Linked DNA regions of Homo sapiens: all the other regions are linked to region 2. The links are chromatin loops, found by intact Hi-C in ENCODE. Cell type or tissue: heart left ventricle. All regions are shown on one strand. Links, peaks and the distances in the headings refer to the core of each region. The heading gives the core; the rest is flanking DNA. Region 1 has its middle 34 kb from the start of SPRING1. Region 2 holds the start of LOC105370010 (a long non-coding RNA gene). Region 3 overlaps FBXW8 (F-box and WD repeat domain containing 8).

Region 1 (6,118 bases), core at 678-5,677, 420 kb after region 2:
AGTATACAGAACTGGAAGATGCTTCATCCCTTCCGGGGCTTAAAACTGAGTTGCTCCAAGCCTCTGGTTCTGGACACATTGTGCCTGAGCACCCTTAGATGTTGATGCTACCATCCCTCTTAGGATAAAATACCACTTTGGATTTCCAAAGAAAATATTTTATCCTCAACAGAGTAGCCACTATTTATTTATTTATTCCTACCTCATGCATAGAGCTACACTGAGTGTAGCTGGTTTATTTTCAAAAAGAAGTTGAGGAAATGCCACACATTAGACTCAAGGAAGAAAGTTAGAATCAGATGTGCAACTGTAAGCCAGCAACACAGTTGATGCAAGTAAGCTTCCTGGCAGCAAGGGCAAAAAGGGAAATAATCCTTCATGATAATATAAAGCATTGAAGGGACTGTATTACTGTCTCCTCAAAGGGTACAAAGTCTTGAATAAAATTTTAATGTAGGCTTCACACAGAAGATACTGCTTAGTATTTGGTAATGCGTACTATGTTCACCAGGCATATCAAAGGCAGGCATTTCTGGGTTTTGGATGGAATGATAAATTAGGAATGATATCTGTCTTCAGATGTCTGTTGGAGAAGATAAGCAATTATGCCACTACCTGTTAAACAGGGTTATAAATGTGAGGATAAAAGGAGTGTTACTATGTGAGTGAGGCAGGCAGAGAAGACTTACAGAATAAAACAATATGTTTTTATTTTTATCTTTTAATTTTTTTTTTTTTTGAGACAGGGTCTTGCTCTGTCACTCAGGCTGGAGTACACTGGTGTGATCACGGTTCACTGCAGCCTCAACCTCCCAGGCTCAAGTGATCCTCCCACCTCAGCCTCCGGAGTATCTGGGACTACAAGTGCACACCACCATGCCCGGCTAATTTTTTGTATTTTTGTAGAGACGGGGTTTTGCCATGTTGCTCAAAGTGGTCTTGAACTCCTAGACTCTAGCAATCTGCCCACCTTGGCCTCCCAAAGTGTTGGGGTTATAGACACATTTTAAAATACATATATATATTTTTCTAATTGCAAATTAATACACTGCATTACAGAAAATTAGAGCAATACAAATATGAAGGAGAAAATAAAAGCTCCATAACCTTTCTACCTGTAGACAACCACTGTTATCCTTTGATGTGTATCTATTTTCATGCACACATGCGCTTATATATTAATATATTTAATAGAAACAAAAATTGGAATCTCATTATATTTTACCATGTTGTAACCAAATATCCCTTAAAGGGCTTTGAAGGATGAGTTGGAGAGAAAGTGAGTTGCACGCCACTGCGGAGTTGGGCAGCCAGAGTCAATTTCCACCACGCATGCATGGATCATGGAGAGGGGTGAAATCCCACATTTCATTCTGCATCTCCAAGGGCCATCATTCACAGGGAGCTATGGAACCCAGCAGCCCTGGGGCCCCATTCTCTCTCTCTCCCTTTCTTCACCTAACAATGTAATGGGAATGGTTTTCCATGTTAAATAGTCTAGCATTTGATTTTTTGGTAACAGCTTTATTGAGATATAATTTACTTACAATTCACCCATTTGAAGTATACAAGTCAATGACTTTATTCACAGAGTTGTGCATCCATTACCACTATCAATTTTATTGATTGATTGATTGATTGATTGATTGAGATGGAGTTCCGCTCTTGTCAGCCAGGCTGGAGTGCAGTGGCACAATCTCAGCTCACTGCAACCTCCACCTCCCGGGTTTGGGTGATTCTCCTGCCTCAACCTCCCGAGTTGCTGGGACTACAGGCACATGCCACCATGCCCGGCTAATTTTTGTATTTTTAGTGGAGACAGGGTCTTTTTAGTAGAGTCTTTTGTGTCTGGCTTCCTTCACTTAAAATGATGTTTTCAAGGTTCAATCATGTTGTAGCATGGACCAGTACTCCATCCCTTTGTATGACCGAATAGTATTCCATTGTGTGGCTATACCACATTTTGTTAAAATACTCATCTGTTGATGGACATCTGGATTGTTTCCGCTTTTGGCTCTCATGAATAATGATTTTTTTCTGTTCTTTTCTTTATTTCTTTTTTTTTTTTTTTTTGAGACAGTCTCGCTCTATTGCCCAGGCTGGAGTGCAGTGGTGCGATCTTGGCTCACTGCCACCTCTGCCTCCCGGGTTCAAGTTATCTCCTGCCTCAGCCTCCCAAATAGTGGGATTACAGGCATGTGCCACCATGCCTGGCTAATTTTTGTATTTTTTTTTTTTTTAGTAAAGACAGGGTTTCGCCATGTTGGCCAGGCTGGTCTTGAACTCCTGACCTCAAGTGATCTGCCCGCCTTGGCCTCCCAAAGTGCTAGAATTACAAGCGTGAGCCACTACACCTGGCCAATAATGCTGCTTTAAAATTCATGTCCAAGTTTTTCGTGGACATGAATTATGTTTTTAGTTTTCTTGGGATATGAAAGAGTGGAATTGCTGGGTCAAATTTGATCAGTGTTTCCCCTTTTGAGGAACTACTAGACTGTTTGCCAAAGCAGCTATACCATTTTGCATTTCCACCCACAATGTACAAGGATTCCAATTTCTCATCACATCCTTGCCAACACTTGTCATTGTCTGCTTTTTAAAATTATAGCCATCCTAGTGGATGTAAAGTGGGGTCTATCGCAGGATGGTTTTGACTTGCACATCTCTGATGGCTGATGATGTTGAACATCTTTTCATGTGCTTATTGGCCATTTGTGTATCTTCTCTGGAGAGAGATGTATCTAAATCCTTTGCCCATTTTAAAATTAGCTTTTATGTCTTTTCATTTTTGAGTTGTTAGAATTCTTTATATATTCTAGATCAGATTTGCAAATATTTCCTCCCTTTCTGTGGTTGGTTTTTTTCACTTTTTTGATGGCGTTCTTGGAAGCATAGAAGTTTAATTTTGATGAAGTTCAATTTGTCTAATTTTTTTTTCTTTTTTTCTTTTTTTGAGACAGAGTCTCACTGGGTCACCCAGGCTGGAGTGCAGTGGTGTGGTCTCAGCTCACTGCAACCTCTGCCTCTGAGGTTCAAGAGATTCTCCTGCCTCAGCCTCCAGAGTAGCTGGGATTACAGGTGCATGCCACCATGCCCGGCTAATTTTTGTGTTTTTAGTAAAGATGGGGTTTTGCCATGTTGGCCAGGCTGGTTTTGAATCAGCCTCAAGTGATCTGCCTGCCTCAGCCTCTCAAAGCCCTGGGATTACAGGCATGAGCCACCGTGCTCAGACCACCACTTGGTTTTCTAATGACTGAAGATATTCCTTGGAATGGATGTGCCATAAGGGGATCATTGTTTGACCCTAATTTGCATCAAGTTCTTTGTTTTAACTCCCACCCCCATGTCTTTATTCTGGAGATTATCTGGAGTTCAAGCTCAAGCCAATTGCAAATTTCATCCGATCCTTGCAGCTGTTTTAAACACGTCATTGGTCGACCTTCCTCTGTTCCTCCCTCCCAAATGTGTTTAGTGGTGTTCGGACCTCTGCAAAGCAATAGATGAGGTTCCCAAGTCTCCAAGTAGCCAGCTTCAGGTGCCCTGTCCCTGACCTTTCATTGCCCGGGGTTGCACTAATGCAACATTGCAGGATCACGTCGCCATCTGCTGGCAAATGTGGGCAAATGCAATGCCAGGAACCCTACGATTTAGCCGTCTGTTGCTTCTCCAAGGCAGATTGGCAAGTCTATCATTCCTTTATTTATTTTTATTTTTTTATTTTTATTTTTTTGAGATGGAGTCTCACTTTTGTCGCCCAGGCTGGAGTGCAGTGGTGCGATCTCGGCTCACTGAAGCCTCCGCCTCCCAGCCATCGGCTGATTCTTTTCATTCTGGCCGACTCCTGTTGCTTTGTAAGGGCCTTCCCAACCTTTGGAGGTAGTGTCTAAATACTAAACCACTTATAAAACGGAATCTGTTTTCTACAAAGCAAGGAAGTTTATGTACTTCTTGTTCCACGGGCAACTCTTGGTGCCTGAAAAATGTCATCACCGAGTAGGAAGCAATAGGTTATTTCAGGCGAGGAAAGGACAATGGATACAAATAGTTTCTTGTGTCATAATGGTCATATTGTCAGCATTATATTTGTTAAGTCTCTGATTCTCCCGAAGCCAGAATTCTCTCTGGCGCATCATTATTCCTGCCTCTCCCAGGCCTCTGGGTCGATGCACTGTCCCTGCCTGCTGATGAGAAGAGGAGGCCCTGAAAAGACAAATGATTGACCTTTGATTGTTTTCTAGAACAGCAGCAACTTTGTATTTTTCAAGGAATGATAGGCCAGGTGCAGTGGCTCACACCTGTAATCCCAGCACTTTGAGGGGCCAAGGCGGGCGGATCACTTGGGGTCAGGAGTTGGAGACCAGCCTGGCCAACATGGGAAACCTTATGTCTACTAAAAATACAAAAATTAGCCAGGGCTGGTGGCATGCACATGTAATCCCAGCTACTCGGGAGGTTGAGGCAGGAGAATCGCTTGAACCTGGGAGGTGGAGGTTGCAGTGAGCAGAGATTATGCCACTGCAGTCCAGCCTGGGTGAAAAGAGTGAATCTCCATCTGAAAATAATAATAATAATAATAATAATAATAATAATAATAATAATAATGGAATGATAGACTAGCTAGGGAGTGAAATCATCAGTACCCAGGATACCATCTTATGCTCAGGAGATATTTTAATAAGTATTTAGTGAATGAATCAAAAAGATCAATCATTCTGTATGTTGACTTTTTTGTTTTTTTTTTTTTGAGACAGGGTCTCATTCCTTCACCCAGGCTGGAGTGCAGTGGTGCGATCACGGCTCACTGCAGCCTCAACCTCCCAAGGTTCAAGTGATCCTCCTGCCTCAGCCCCCCAAGTAGCTGGGACTACAGGCACAAACCACCATGCCCAGCTAATATTTGTATTTTTAGCAGAGACAGGATTTCGCTATGTTGGCCAGGCTGGTCTCGAACTCCTGGACTTAAACAATCCCCCCGCCTCGGCCTCCCAAAATGCTGGGATTACAGGCGTGAGCCACCATGCCCGGCCTTGACTTTTGACTCACTTTTCTTTTTACCATACCCAGCTGCTTTATCCTGCCCTAAATGCCTCAGTCGTTTCAATAAATATTTGTAACACTGTTCAATGAGAGCATGTGTTTATAACTTTTCTTTCAGTCTTTAACAAAAGGCACAAAAATGTGATTTTCTAAAATGTACGGAAAAATGTGTACACAAATATTTACAACAGCACTATTCCAGTAGCCACAAGGTAGAAATAGCCCAGATGTTCATCAGCAGAGGAATATTTAAACAAAATGTGGTCTACCCATGCAGTGGAATATTATTCAACCATAAACAAAATGTGGTCTACCCAAACAGTGGAATATTACTCAGCCACAAAAAGGAAGGAAGTGCTGATCCATGCTACAACATGGATGAAACTCGGCAGCCTGATGCTAAATCCTAAACAAGAAGCTAGTCACAAAGGCCACATCATCTATGATTCCACTTAACGAGAAATGGCAAATCGGAATATAGGCACATCTGTAGAGACAGAAAGTAGATTAGTGGTTGCTTGGGGCTGAAGGGACTGGGGGAAATGGGGAGTGATGGCTAATTGATATGGGATTTCTTTCAGGGAGGTAATGAAAATATTCTAGAATTGATTGTGAGAATGGCTGTGCAACTCTGAATATACTAAGAAATATACGAAGATGGCCAGGGGCGGTGGCTCATGCCTGTAATCCCAGCACTTTGGGAGGCTGATGTGGGAGGATCACTTGAGCCCAGGAGTTTGAGACCAGTCTGGGCAGCATAGTGAGACCCCAGCTCTTCAACGAAAAAAGCAAAGGAAAGAAACATACTAAGAATACACTTGTATGTGTGGCATGGGAGAATGGAACCCAGCACAGAGAGCTGAGTGGGCTTGAGCAGACAGACCTGGGCTTCCATCCAACTCTGCCCCTTACACGTGGCATAATTTTAAACCAATTCTAAACCCTTCTGAAGCTGGGAATTTTTATTTGTAAAATTGCCAAGATGCATCGTAATACCCTCCCCCACAGGTTTTTAGGGGGGATTAAAAAGATAACATATGTAGGCTGGGTGTGGTGGCTCACGCCTGTATTCCCAGTAACT
Region 2 (6,118 bases), core at 606-5,605:
CACACCATTCTCCTGCCTCAGCCTCCCGAGTAGCTGGGACTACAGGTGCCCGCCACCACACCTGGCTAATTTTTTGTATTTTTAGTAGAGACGGGGTTTCACCGTGTTAGCCAGGATGGTCTCGATCTCCTGACCTCGTGATCCGCCCGCCTTGGCCTCCCAAAGTGCTGGGATTCCAGGCATGAGCCACCGTGCCCAGCCTTTTAAAGGGTTTTTTAAAGCCACTTCAATAAATTCCCTTAAATACTTTAAGTATACTAATGAATTTAATATATTTGATTTCTTCTTAAGCACTTTTCAGAACCTTCCTAAGTACTTCATTATGAATTTTTATACATCTAATAAATTGAACTTTAAATATGCAAATTTTAAGTTCTCTTAAAGAGTAGTGTTCTGTTTACAAACTTAATATTAAGTTCTCATATAACTTCCAGCTTAAAATCTGGCTGACACAACAATGTGAATATACTTACTACCACCGAACTGCACACTTGAAAATGGTTAAGATGGTCAGTTTTATGTTATGTATATTTTACCACAATTTACAAAAATATCTGGCCATAACTGATTACTCAATTCATTTGAAATTGGAATCACAAGGCCTTTCTGTTAGACGATGCCAAATTCTCTTAAACATTTCAAACCCTTAAAATAGAAAAGTATACCAATATACGTAGATTACTTTTCAATATAATACAGGACCAAAAAAAAAAAAAAAAGGAAGCTATGACTTTGCATTACTTCATCCTTTCTGTACTTAATGCTAAACCTTCTGGGGTTAAAGATTCTGACTAAGGAATACACTGTGCCATCCTGAGAAACTTGGCGGTGCCCACCAAGTACACAACGCTGCAAATTGCTACTTGGCCAGGAAGGAAGAATGGATTTTTTTCAAGGACCTCAGCTGAGCCCTAATTATAGTCACTGTGCTGATGGCAGATATCAAGGCCCTTTCTCCCTCCATGTGGGGCAGTACTCTCAAAGTCCAGATTCCCTGGGTCTGATGACAGAAATCCTAATTCTTCCCTATTGTGAATCTCAGGCCTCCCTTTTCCTCTTAGCCTTACCAGTGAATGTGCCATCTGCCTTTACTGCTTCCTTCTCTCCTGACTTCTTCCCCCACCACCTCCGCAAAGGACATGACCCATAGATACATTGTTCCATAGCACCCGCAGATCCTGCAGCCCCCGGCTTCCTGTTACTCTTACTCTTGTAGCATTTCAGAGAAGGAAAAGGCTGCTGAGTTGAGGACAGTGGGAGATTTCCAAAAAGGAGAACTTAAAAACTGGCCTTTGTAGGATGCACCAACAGGAGAGGGGGGAAAAGTGAGGTGAAGGGAATTCATTCTAGTCTGATGAATAAATTACTAGCCCAGGCATACTGTTTGCTTTCCCCTGCCTTCCCCCCCACTTTTTGAGATGGAGTCTTGGTCTGTCCCCCAGGCTGGAGTGCAGTGGCGCGATCTTGGCTCACTGCAAACTCCGCCTCCCGGGTTCAAGCCATTCTCCTGTCTCAGCCTTTCGAGTAGCTGGGATTACAAGTGCCCACCACCATGCCTGGCAAGTTTTTATATTTTTAGTAGAGACGGGGTTTCACCATGTTAGCCAGGCTGGTCTCGAACTCCTGACCTCAAGTGATCCACCTGCCTTGGTCTCCCAAAGTGCCGGGATTATAGGCGTGAGCCACCGCGCCCAGCCTCCCCTGCCTTCTGAGCAGGATGCACCCCTCTGTCGATTGCATCACATTGGAGCTCCTCCTCTTACATTGTCTGGTAGGGGCCTGGCAAGGAAGTGTTAACACGAGAAATGGAGATCTCCTATTCCTGACTCCCTCCTGGAACCAGCACGTCACTCCAGGCCCCCAGAGGCATTGGCCCTCCTGTGAATTCAACCAAGCGTGGTGTCCCATAGCAAATATGGAAAACGCCTGGAAAAAGCCACCAGATGGTGCTTCTCCATGCCAAGTGAGTGGCTCCACAATGACTAGGGGTGGGTGGGTGGTGAGGGGGAGGAGAAGAAACATCAGGTTCAGCAGTTACCCTGCTGGAACACCTGCTCGGGGAGGACATCAGAAGAACCTCAACGTCCATCAGTGGGGTAAGGGGACATTTATGCACATAAACAACCAGCTCAAGTCACCAGGGAATCTGTGCCAAAGATGAAGTTTTGAGAAGTCCCCAAGGTGACCTGGAGGGAGACGTGAGCGACCGCAGCCCTGGCACATCTTGGAGAGGTCAGCTGGTCTTGGAGGGGGCCTGCCTTATCCAGGAAGCTGATGGGACTCACCCCAATGTGGCCAGAGAAAAAAATGGGAGAGGGTGCCTTTATAAAAGCTCACGTCCTTTTTTTTTTTTTTTTTTTTTTTTGAGACAGAGTCTCGCTGTGTCGCCCAGGCTGGAGTGCAGTGGTGCGATCTCAGCTCACTGCAGCCCCTGCCTCTCGGGTTCAGCTATTCTCATGCCCCAGCCTCCCGAATAGCTGGGATTACAAGCACAGGGTACCACACCCAGCTACATTTTGTATTTTTAGTAGAGACAGGGTCTCTATGTTGCCTAGGCTGGTCTCGAACTCCTGGCCTCAAGTGATCCACTTGTGTCTGCCTCCCAAAGTGCTGGGATTACAGGTGTGAGCCACTGCGGCTGGCCTAAAAGCTCATGTCCTTTAATTGTCATACTACTCTACAGGGTAGATGCTGTTACTATAAACCCATTTTATTGATGAAGAAACTGAGGCTCAGTGAGGGGGCACTGAGCTGCCCAAGGTCTCAAGATGTTGGAGGAGGATGGTGGAGGAGGGTGGCTCCCCCAGCAGTGTCCAGGGAGTGATTTTCCTGCTGGTCACAGGTTCCCACAGGTGAGAAGCCCCGCTAGTCTTGATTGTGCCTGATCCCTCCTCATGCTCTAGGGGGCAGCAGAGTTTTATAATTTACCGTGAGATTCCCAGTGGAATAGACTAGGGTTCAAGTCCTGCTTTGGCTACCAACAGGGCGGGTGAATGAGGCCAGTCATTTAACCTGAGGGCAGGAGTCTCTGTTTCCTGTGGATAAAATGGAGATAAAGGTCTCTCCTGGACAAGTGCTTCCTAAGGACATCAGTAGCAACAGTAAGATAGTGGCAGACACCCAGGCGGCTGCTGGCTTGTGCTGTTCTAAGCACTTGGTGTGTTTCAGTTCTTTTCTTCTTTGCTACAGCCCAGGGCTGTCGCAACTCTCATTGCCCTGGTTTTGTAGATGCAGTCAAAGAGGCAAGGAGAAGCAAAGCGACTTTCCCAAGCTCACACAGGAAGTGGCAGAGCCAGGATTTGAATCCAGGTCGTCCAGCTGCTCTGGAACTGCCTGTGAAACTGCTTGGCACTTAGCGCACAGCTGGGCCAGCAGCACCCATGGATGGAAGCGTCCGTTCCTGAGATCATAACATTTACAGGGCTCCCCGGGAGCGAGGTGTGCCTACCACTGAGGCCCTTGGAACATCTTGCATAAAAGAAAGAAGTTCTTAGCCAGCAGCCCTGCACACTACCAGTTTCTAAGTTATTTATAAAGAGCTTGTTGAAGTCGAGAGACTTCTAACAGGCGGAGGTGTGTTCTTGAGACTAAGAATAGTGGCTGAGGCCTGACAGGAGGCGCTTTCTGGTGACATCAGAGCATCCCAGCCTTGCTTCCAGCCAGCAGCAGCAGCAGCTTGGAGGGAGTGTGAGTTTTCTCCTGGCTCAGCCACAGCTGCCGGTTCACCCCGGTTCACTGAGGTGGCCCACCCTGGTTCCTCCAGAGAGGGCGGCACTCAGCCTGGACGCTGAGGCAGGCGTGGGACAGGGATGGGTGACCCCCAACGAGCAGGCTTTAGCTGGAGTCTAGAGGTCTCTAATCTGCCACTTCCACCTCCCACTATTTGCTGAAGGGTGGCCATCTGGCCTTAACAATAGGATGGGGACAAAGAGCAGAGGCCCACAGGGGAGGGGCTGCGAAGTCCCTGAGCGGCCCTTGGATTTAGATCCCTTTCCCAGCAGTGGGGGGCAGAGTATTTTGCCATCCTGCTCACCCCAACCTCACCATCACCTGGGGGTTTCTAACAGGTACTGACCCCAGAGTCCCCAACCCTTCCTGCGACACCAGAGGCTCCAGGGGAATGTTATGCACATCACAGTTTTAGAACTCTAGAACTCTTTGTTTTTTTTTTTTAGATGAAGTTTCACTCTTGACGCCCAGGCTGGAGTGCAGTGGTGCGATCTCGGCTCATTGCAACCTCCTCCTCCTGGGTTCAAGTGATTCCCCTGCCTCAGCCTACTGAGTAGCTGGGATTACAGGCATGTGCCACCACATCCAGCTAATTGTATTTTTAGCAGAGACTGGGTTTCACCATGTTGGCCAGGCTAGTCTCAAACTCCTGACCTCAGGTGATCCATGTGCCTCGGCCTCCCAAAGTGCTGGAATTACAGGCGTGAGCCACCGCGCCTGGCCTAGAACTCTTGTAATCTACAAGAAGGAGAATTTCAACCCAGAACTTGCCCAAAATCCCAACAGGTGACCACTGGCTTTTTTCTGGACTGGAAATAAATTATGGGGATAGAGGGCAAAGATTAAGTCAAGCCAAGGTTAAATCGTGGTCCCTACCAGGAGCTGTGAGCTTTTAGTGGAGATATTAGAGAGATGTGGGGTGGGGGGTGAGGGAAGAAGGAAAGGGTAACAGTTTAAATGGGTAACTTAAAACGCTGTTTCAAATTTGTATAGCCATTGTGGAAAACAGTGTGGAGGTTCCTCAAAAAATTAAAAATAGAACTATCATAGGATCCAGCAATTCCACTTCTGGGCATCTACCCAAAGGAAATGAAATCAGTTTCTTGAATGGATAGCTACACTTCCATGTTGATTGCAACATCATTCATAGTAGCCAAGATAAACAACCTAAGTGTCCATCGACAGATGAATGGATAAAGAAAATGTGAAACGCACACATAGGAATATTATTCAGCCTTCAAAAAGAGGGAGATCCTTGGCCAGGTACAGTGGTCATGCCTGTAATCCCAGCACTTTGGGAGGCTGAGGCAGGTGGATCACCTGTGGTCAGGAGTTTGAGACCAGCCTGGCCAACATGGCAAAACCCCATCTCTACTAAAAATACAAAAATTAGCTGGGCATAGTGGCGCATGCCTGTAGTCCCAGCTACTCGGAAGGCTGAGGCAGGAGAATTGCTTGAACCTGGGAGGCGGAGGTGGCAGTGAGCCGAGATTGTGCCACTGCAGCCTGGGGGGCAGAGCGAGACTCTGTCTCCAAAAAAAAAAAAAAAAAAAAAAAAAGAGGGAGATCCTGCCATTTTCAAAACTGTGGCTGAACCTGGAGGATATTTTTCTAACTGAAATCAGGCAGACATAGAAACACAAACACTGCATTACCTCACTTATGTGTGGAATCTAAGCAAGTCCAACTCATAGAAGCAGACAGTAGAATGTTGGTTACCAGGGGCTGGGGCAGGGGGAGAGGAGAGATATTGGTCAAAGGATACAAACCTTCAGCATAATATGAATAAGTGCTAGAGACCTAGTGATCACAGTAGCATGGCGGAGGTGTGTTCTTGAGACTAAGAATAGTGGCTGAGGCCTGTATTAGTGACTGTAATTAGTAATAATGTACACCTGAAATATGCTAAGAGACTAGATCTCAAGTGTTCTTACCACACACACAAATAGCATATAAGGGGATAGATACGTGAATTATCTTGAAATGGATATATTAATGGATATGTTAATTATCATAGAAATAATTATCTATTATAATCATTTCACTTATAGACATATATTTAAATATCACAATATACACCCTAAATATATGCAATTTTTGTCAATTATAAATCAATAAAACTGGAAAAATAAATGTCATATAAAGTCAATAAAAAATACGCGTTTAGGCCAGGCCCGGTTGCTCATGCCTGTAATCCCAATGTTTTGGGAGGCCAAGGCAGGAGGATTGCTTGAGGCCTGGAGTTCGAGACCAGCCTGGGCAATAAGGCTAGACCCCATCTCTATAAAACATGAAAAAAAAACAACTGGGCAATGTGGTGCGGGCCTGTTGTCCCAGCTATTCAGGAGGCTGAGGTGGGAAGATCACTTGAACCTGGGAGGTGGAGACT
Region 3 (6,118 bases), core at 425-5,424, 93 kb after region 2:
GGCCTGTATGGTGTGAATCTTTGTGCATCTGAGCTGTTCTTTGTGGCCTTCGTACAGGGTGGTTTTTTGTGCATCGTCTATGTGTATTTGAAATTCCATACGCATCTACTGGATCCAGCTTGTTAGCGATACTAAGTAAATCCTCCAGATCTTTACATTTTTCTCACTGATTTGCCTGCCGTGAGAATGGATTTTATTTCTCTTTGTAGTTCTATCAGTTTTCGCTTTGATATTCTGAAGGTATATTAGGTGGATGCTGTTGCTGTTTAGAACTGTTGAAAATCAAGAGTAAGGCAATGGCTTGCTTCCAGAATACTTTGGAAATGGCAGCTCTGTATCACACTGAACAGTTCTCTCCTGTCCTGTTTCATCTTGATGGCTGTTTAGTCAATGAATATTTAGAAAATATTTGCTTTGTATCACATATCATAGACACAATAGTAAGCAAAATAGTCATTGATGACTAAACTGTATAAGTATATAATTATAAACCATGGTAAAAGCTGTGAAGAAAAAGTACAGCTCTACCAGCTTGCTACTGGAAGGTGGTGGTGGCAAGTGTCACAGAAGAGCACCCCAAGTAAATACAGGGAAAAGGACATGGAGGTTATTGCCTTGGAGGCCAGGAACAAGCACATCCAAAGGCCCTCGGAGGAAAAGAGGTAAGGGGCTGGAGACGGAAAAGACGGCCTGCAGGGCTGGAGCTGGGAGGGCGGACACACAGAAGCTGGCTAAGCAGGGACCGTATAGGACCGCGCAGCGAGATCCCTGAGGCGTCCTGAGGGAGCTGAGGCCAGGGTGGCCAGCTGGGTGGGGAAGGAGGCTATGTTTGAGTTGGCAGCACGTGGGACTCGAGCCCTGGCACACGCCAGCTTGCCCCAGGCGCTGGGGGAAGTGCAGGGGTCAGGGAGATGCGTGCTGTCAGGCATGGCACCCTGGGCTGCTTTCTTCCCCTAAATGTTTACCACCTGTGAAGAGGTGCCTGGCGTTTTAAGATGGATAAAACTGGTTCTTCCCATTTTTCTCCTTGCTCCCAACTGAGGCACATCCCTAAACATGGTTATAGGGAAAGGCCAGTGCGAGGTCGTAGTAGTGAGTGGCCATGGCGTCACAGGATGAACGGCAGACAGGGAGAGGGCTCTGGAAGGCCAGCTGGTCCACCGCAAACTCATAGGCGCGGATCAGCCCCCGGTGTCTAGAAAGAGCACAAAGATGGTGACAGGTCAGGGCTGCCTCGCTGGCCCTCACCCCAGCCGCTTCTGTCTGTGCAGGAGGCGTTCGCCTGAGACCAGATAGAGGTTCAGCTTCACAAACGCGTTCTCTGGGCACACAGCGTCAGATACTCACAGTCCCCGGCTTAGCGGTCAACGTGGGGGTGCACAAGTCCGATGGGCGCAGTGAGTGTCACAGGGCAAGGACTCAAGAGGGCGGGCCTTGCCCCTGACAGGATTCTAACCACAGCAGGCCCCTCAGCATACGGCTTGCCCTCCCTCTCTGTACAGCCGACAGCGTGGACTCGCCCCACGGGGCTGTCCTGCATCAGATGCTGGGTGCTCAGTACAGGTCAGCATCCACGTTTATGTTTCCAATTCGCAGAAAGGCAGGGCCCTGCCTGAGGGTATAGCCCATAGGGTGCAATGTGTCACGGCGGGGGGGGTGGGGTTCTATACATCAGTCAAACTAAGATGGTCTCTTACTCGCCCGGCCCCACCACTAACCTCCTGTGAGTAGTGAAGCTGTCCAGGTCGGCGTTTCGCATTACCGTCTGGTAAGGCACGTTGGCCGTGATGAGGCTGTGGCTGCTGAATGAGATGTGCTGCACCGGGTGCCTGGAAGGCAGTGGGAGAGAGCTCGTAAGGGGGCGTCCACTGGGCCTGCACTTGCTGCCGCAGGCCTGGGAGTTCAGAGCTGCAGGGGATTCTAGAACCCATAAAGCTAAGCTTCTCTTTCACAGAGGGAACAGGGCCCCCATGGAAGCAGTGTCTCACCTCAGTTCCCGAAGCTCAGGTGAGCAGGCCACGCTTTGGGCATGACTTTGTAAACAGGTCTGCATGCCCCGTACGCATGCTGGCATCTGCCCCCACAACCTGGTACATTCCAGACATAAAGGGCACACCCTACTGCAGACGAATCAGCCACATGCAACAGAGACTGGCCCATCGCTGCCTCCCTGGGCAAGTCCCTTGAGCTTTCCCAGCCAGGCTCTCCATCATCTATGGAGCACTGGGGGCACGTTCACTGTTGATCCATGAAGGTGCCCCCCACATCCTGCTCATAGGGCTGCAATGACACACGTACCCTGGGTGGTGAAAGCACGTTCGGAAAATCTTGGAACAAAATGGTTCCAAGTCTCTTGAACAGAGGTTTGCGTTCATTCTGAAACTTTCATGCAGTACCGGCTGTGGTCACGGCACTGAGCTAGGAGACACTGGATTAAAAAGATGTCTCATCCAGGTGGATGCCTGGCCCAGGGAGAGCCCTAGCTAGTGAAGAAGGTAAGATGCAGTCCCAGAAAACATGACCATTGTTTCTGTAGCACGAGCGATGTTACAAGCTACAAAGAATGTGTGACCCAGAGTTAAGTGCTGGGAGGAGCAGGAGGTGCTGTGGGCTGGGAGGGGTGCACAGGAGGGGACGAGGCCTGTGTGGGCTGGGCCAGGGCTGCTCTCCTTGACTAAAGCAAAGGATTCTTGGAAGTGAGGGAAGCTGGGAAGCAGTCCCTGCCTCCCTGGGGTTGGGACACCCACAGAAGGAAAGTGTTGGTGGACCTGGCATGGGACCTGGAGGATGAGAAAGACCCGGGAAGGGAGGGCAGGCTTGGTGGAGGCCTGCAGCCTGGAGGACTGAAGGAAAGTGTTGGTGGACCTGGCATGGGACCTGGAGGATGAGAAAGACCCGGGGAGGGAGGGCAGGCTTGGTGGAGGCCTGCAGCCTGGAGGACTGAAGGAAAGTGTTGGTGGACCTGGCATGGGACCTGGAGGATGAGAAAGACCCGGGGAGGGAGGGCAGGCTTGGTGGAGGCCTGCAGCCTGGAGGACTGACGGCACCCTGTCAGGCAGGCGAGGACCTGGGCTGAAGAGACTGAAGCGGACAGCGGGAGGTACATGACAGTGACCAAACAACAGCCAGACTGGGGCCTGGCAGCAGGCACTGCAGGTGAGGCCTTGAGCAAGTCAGTGAGTTCTGGGCAGGAGACCATGTGTCTGTCAGCCTTGTGCTGGTGAAAACAGTGACCACGTGGGGGACAAGCCTGGACCGCACAGGGACAGAGGCAGTGCTGGGACAGGGCCACACCTCTGGGGAAGGCCTTCCTTAGCTAGGCTTCATCTCAGTGGCCTGTCCCAGGGAGTGAAGCTTTGCTGAGAGAAAAATGAGATCTACTGGAGTTGGGGGCTGGCAGCCATCCCTGAGGACCTGGATGGCTGATCCAGGGTTTTCCTCAAAGGCAATGCTTCCGGGAATTTCAGTGCGGGAGTTTTAGTTGCCGTTTGGCACCACCTGGTGGCAATTCAGTGCATCACCATTCAGAAAAAGGGCCGAGGCGCCCTCAACAGGCACAGCCACAGCGAGGGGGCGGGCCAGGCAGTACCCAGGGCTCTGTCTGATAAAATGTGCCGGCCACAGTGTTTGCCAACACTGCCCTCCAAGGAAGAAGCCCATTCTGCATGTAACCCTGCCGCCTCTTGGAGACACCTGTCAAATTGCTGACCTTGCACTTCCATAAAGACCATGTCGCTGCTCAGAGGTTGTGTTCTCAGAGGTCGGTTTACCTTGATTTGCGGTAAGTGGGGAACAAATCTTAGTTCCTGTGGGAGGGCCTTGCCCTGTTTCTGCTCTTCTATGTTGTCATGCTCAGAGGCCACTGGCCCAGAATCATCTCGGTTTTGTAGAGATGGGGTTTCATTCTGTCACCCAGGCTGGAGTACAGTGACACAGTCACTGCAGCCTCAAACCCCTGGCCTTGAGAGCTCCTCAGTCTCCTGAGTAGCTGGGATTACAGGTGAGCCACGTGTCTGGCCGAATGTCTCTTCACAGTGGTGCTGAGGGCAGCAAGCGAGAGGGCCGGCTGCCTTTCTCCCCACCTGTCTCAAACGCAGGGTCTCCTGTTCGAGGCCTGCAGGGCCAGGTAGAGGTGGTGGCAGGTGGGCTCAAGTCAGCTCTGATGAGCCAGCCCTGGGCTGGGCTGCTGCTTTGAAGGTCAGAAGCAGGCTCACTGGAAATGTCTTAACCAGTTAGGTGCCACTGGCGTAAACCTACCTACCTCTGTGACGCCATCAGCCTGTGCTTAGGATAGTATTTATTTATATTTTGAATAGTGGTGTTAAAGGTGGAAATGACAAATTCCTCCTTCGTTGGAGCCTGAACCCCTTCAGTCCTAAGTGCTCTTCTCTGTAAACAGCATGAGGAAAGTCTAAGCAACGGGCAGAACCATGGTTACACATGACGGACTCGAGTGGAGGACAGCAGCTGGGCCAGCCCTGCCTTCCACCTGTGGGCAGGTGGGGTGTCACATCCTGGTCTAGCCCAGCGAGCTTCCTATGTTTTTGAGTTCCCTTTTCTGTTTATTAAGATGGAGAAATCCTAAAATAATCAGAATAGCACTTGCAAAAAAGTAGTTTCATTCTTAGAGAAAGCTGGGCCTGGCTAATGTAGGAATTGTGGCGATCTGAATGATGTCAGAGACAGGAACTGCATCCCCACTGACCAGCGCCATTTCCAAGCCTGTTTCCTCCTCTGCAGAGCGGTGCTGGGACAGCAGCTGGCTCCTAGGGTCACAGTAAGGATTCACCTGGCGAAGCCGGGGGGTAGGGGGCATTTAGCACCGTGCCTGGTGCAGGCTGATTAGTGCTGCCTTCCCTGTTCCTACTAGGAACTCCCAAGAGTGTCTAGAATGCACCTTACCCGGAATACACCTCCCACAGCTTCTGGTTCATCCGATAATCCCACACGGACACCAGGCCTTCCTCGCCTCCACTGACGATCTTCCAGTCATCCATCTGCACAGCAGAGACCCTGAGCTGATGGGCGGAGAGCGACAGGGCGATGTTACCACTGCGGAGGTCGTGGATCCTCACCCTGGACAGGCCCAGGAAGAGCAGAGAAGGGAAATGGGGTTAGAGTCAAAGCTTCAAATGACAAACTCCCCCTCCACGGTGCTGGTCTATGCACAACACTGCTATGAAAAACTCCTCAGCTGCAAACAAACATCGATAATAAGGACATCAAGCACAGACTGTCAGGGAGGACCCACACGGTCTCATCTGAATGGTTTAAAAGCACATGGAGCAAGAAAGACGCAGGCCAAGGACAGTGGCTGCCCACTTTACCTGCTTAACAGGGAAAAGCCACCTGCATGACTGCATGCGCAGGTTGGCCTGAGACGCCTGTCCCAGCAGTAGGTGTACTGCCCAGCACAGTAATTTTGCTGTTGGTAAAATAACCTGTTAAAGGCAAGAGCTACAAAGCCAGACACCCCAGATCCTAACCGGGTGAGGACCCGGTTAGGAAAAGAACACTTTTTGGGTATTTCACTTGACTTTGTAAGTTCATTGCTGTCTTGCTGGAACTGAGAAAGGGAAAGCCTTTATCCTTGATAAGCACAGCAGAGCGGGGATAAGGGTGTGTGTACCCTGGGCAGTCACTTATTGAAATAATTACTTGCCTTATAATAATCCCCATTTCTTTAAGAACCTCTTTAAAAACTACTTTTTATGTATGTGGAATTTTTCACGAGGATAAATTAGATAATGGGACAGAAATCTCGTATCCACTACAAACACCACCCTACTTGGTTTCTACAATAAGCCAAAGGCTAAAAGTAAATCAAATTCATTACATTTAATAAATGTAAAGATGAGCTTAAGAGACCCTGTGATGCAAGTCGAAAAGGAAAAGACAGTCCCTGCCCTGAAAAGAAAGACCCCAGCATCTAGCAAGGAACAGGACAAGCACAAGGATGTAAGATTAAAAACGCACGTCTGACCCAAAAGCTGTGGAGCGACAGGATTCTCTGAAACATGTCCCGTGCCCTGACTCTAGTTATGCAAGCATGCGCACACACGTCAATTTTCCAAGTTCTGAGGGAAAATTATTTTGAACCAACAATTCTATACCTAGC

Evidence for each region. A loop is a pair of places that touch in the nucleus more often than their neighbours do. Peaks named below come from ENCODE experiments on the same cell type or tissue, not always from the same donor. Only the 100,000 strongest peaks of a DNase experiment are listed, where the experiment ranks them.
Region 1: it touches region 2 in a loop (3-fold over the local background); 42 of 110 quality-filtered maps call a loop at or near these places.
Region 3: it touches region 2 in a loop (9-fold over the local background); 91 of 110 quality-filtered maps call a loop at or near these places.

The regions. Positions count from the first base shown.
Region 1 is chr12:116,700,875-116,706,992 of GRCh38, reverse strand. No RefSeq gene overlaps it. Among named protein-coding and RNA genes, the nearest start is that of SPRING1, 34 kb to the left of the region's middle. In heart left ventricle, for the core only: a CTCF peak has its summit at 3,610 (motif pointing left); a DNase peak (open chromatin) is centred at 3,582.
Region 2 is chr12:117,116,695-117,122,812 of GRCh38, reverse strand. All of the region lies in intron 2 of TESC-AS1 (TESC antisense RNA 1), which reads right to left. LOC105370010 (a long non-coding RNA gene) reads left to right here and starts at 1,776. Exons shown (of 4, transcript XR_945398.3): 1 at 1,776-1,963. RefSeq lists an enhancer at 3,726-4,320. In heart left ventricle, for the core only: CTCF peaks have their summits at 2,698 and 2,901 (motif pointing right); no DNase peak of the experiment used is centred there; H3K27ac peaks cover 1,954 bases.
Region 3 is chr12:117,023,105-117,029,222 of GRCh38, reverse strand. It overlaps FBXW8 (F-box and WD repeat domain containing 8), which reads right to left. Exons shown (of 11, transcript NM_153348.3): 9 at 4,903-5,076; 10 at 1,719-1,829; 11 at 1-1,195. The coding sequence ends at 1,051. Among named protein-coding and RNA genes, the nearest start is that of TESC, 73 kb to the left of the region's middle. RefSeq lists enhancers at 3,508-4,043, 4,044-4,579, 3,899-5,098. In heart left ventricle, for the core only: CTCF peaks have their summits at 3,311 and 3,516 (motif pointing left); a DNase peak (open chromatin) is centred at 3,532; H3K27ac peaks cover 854 bases.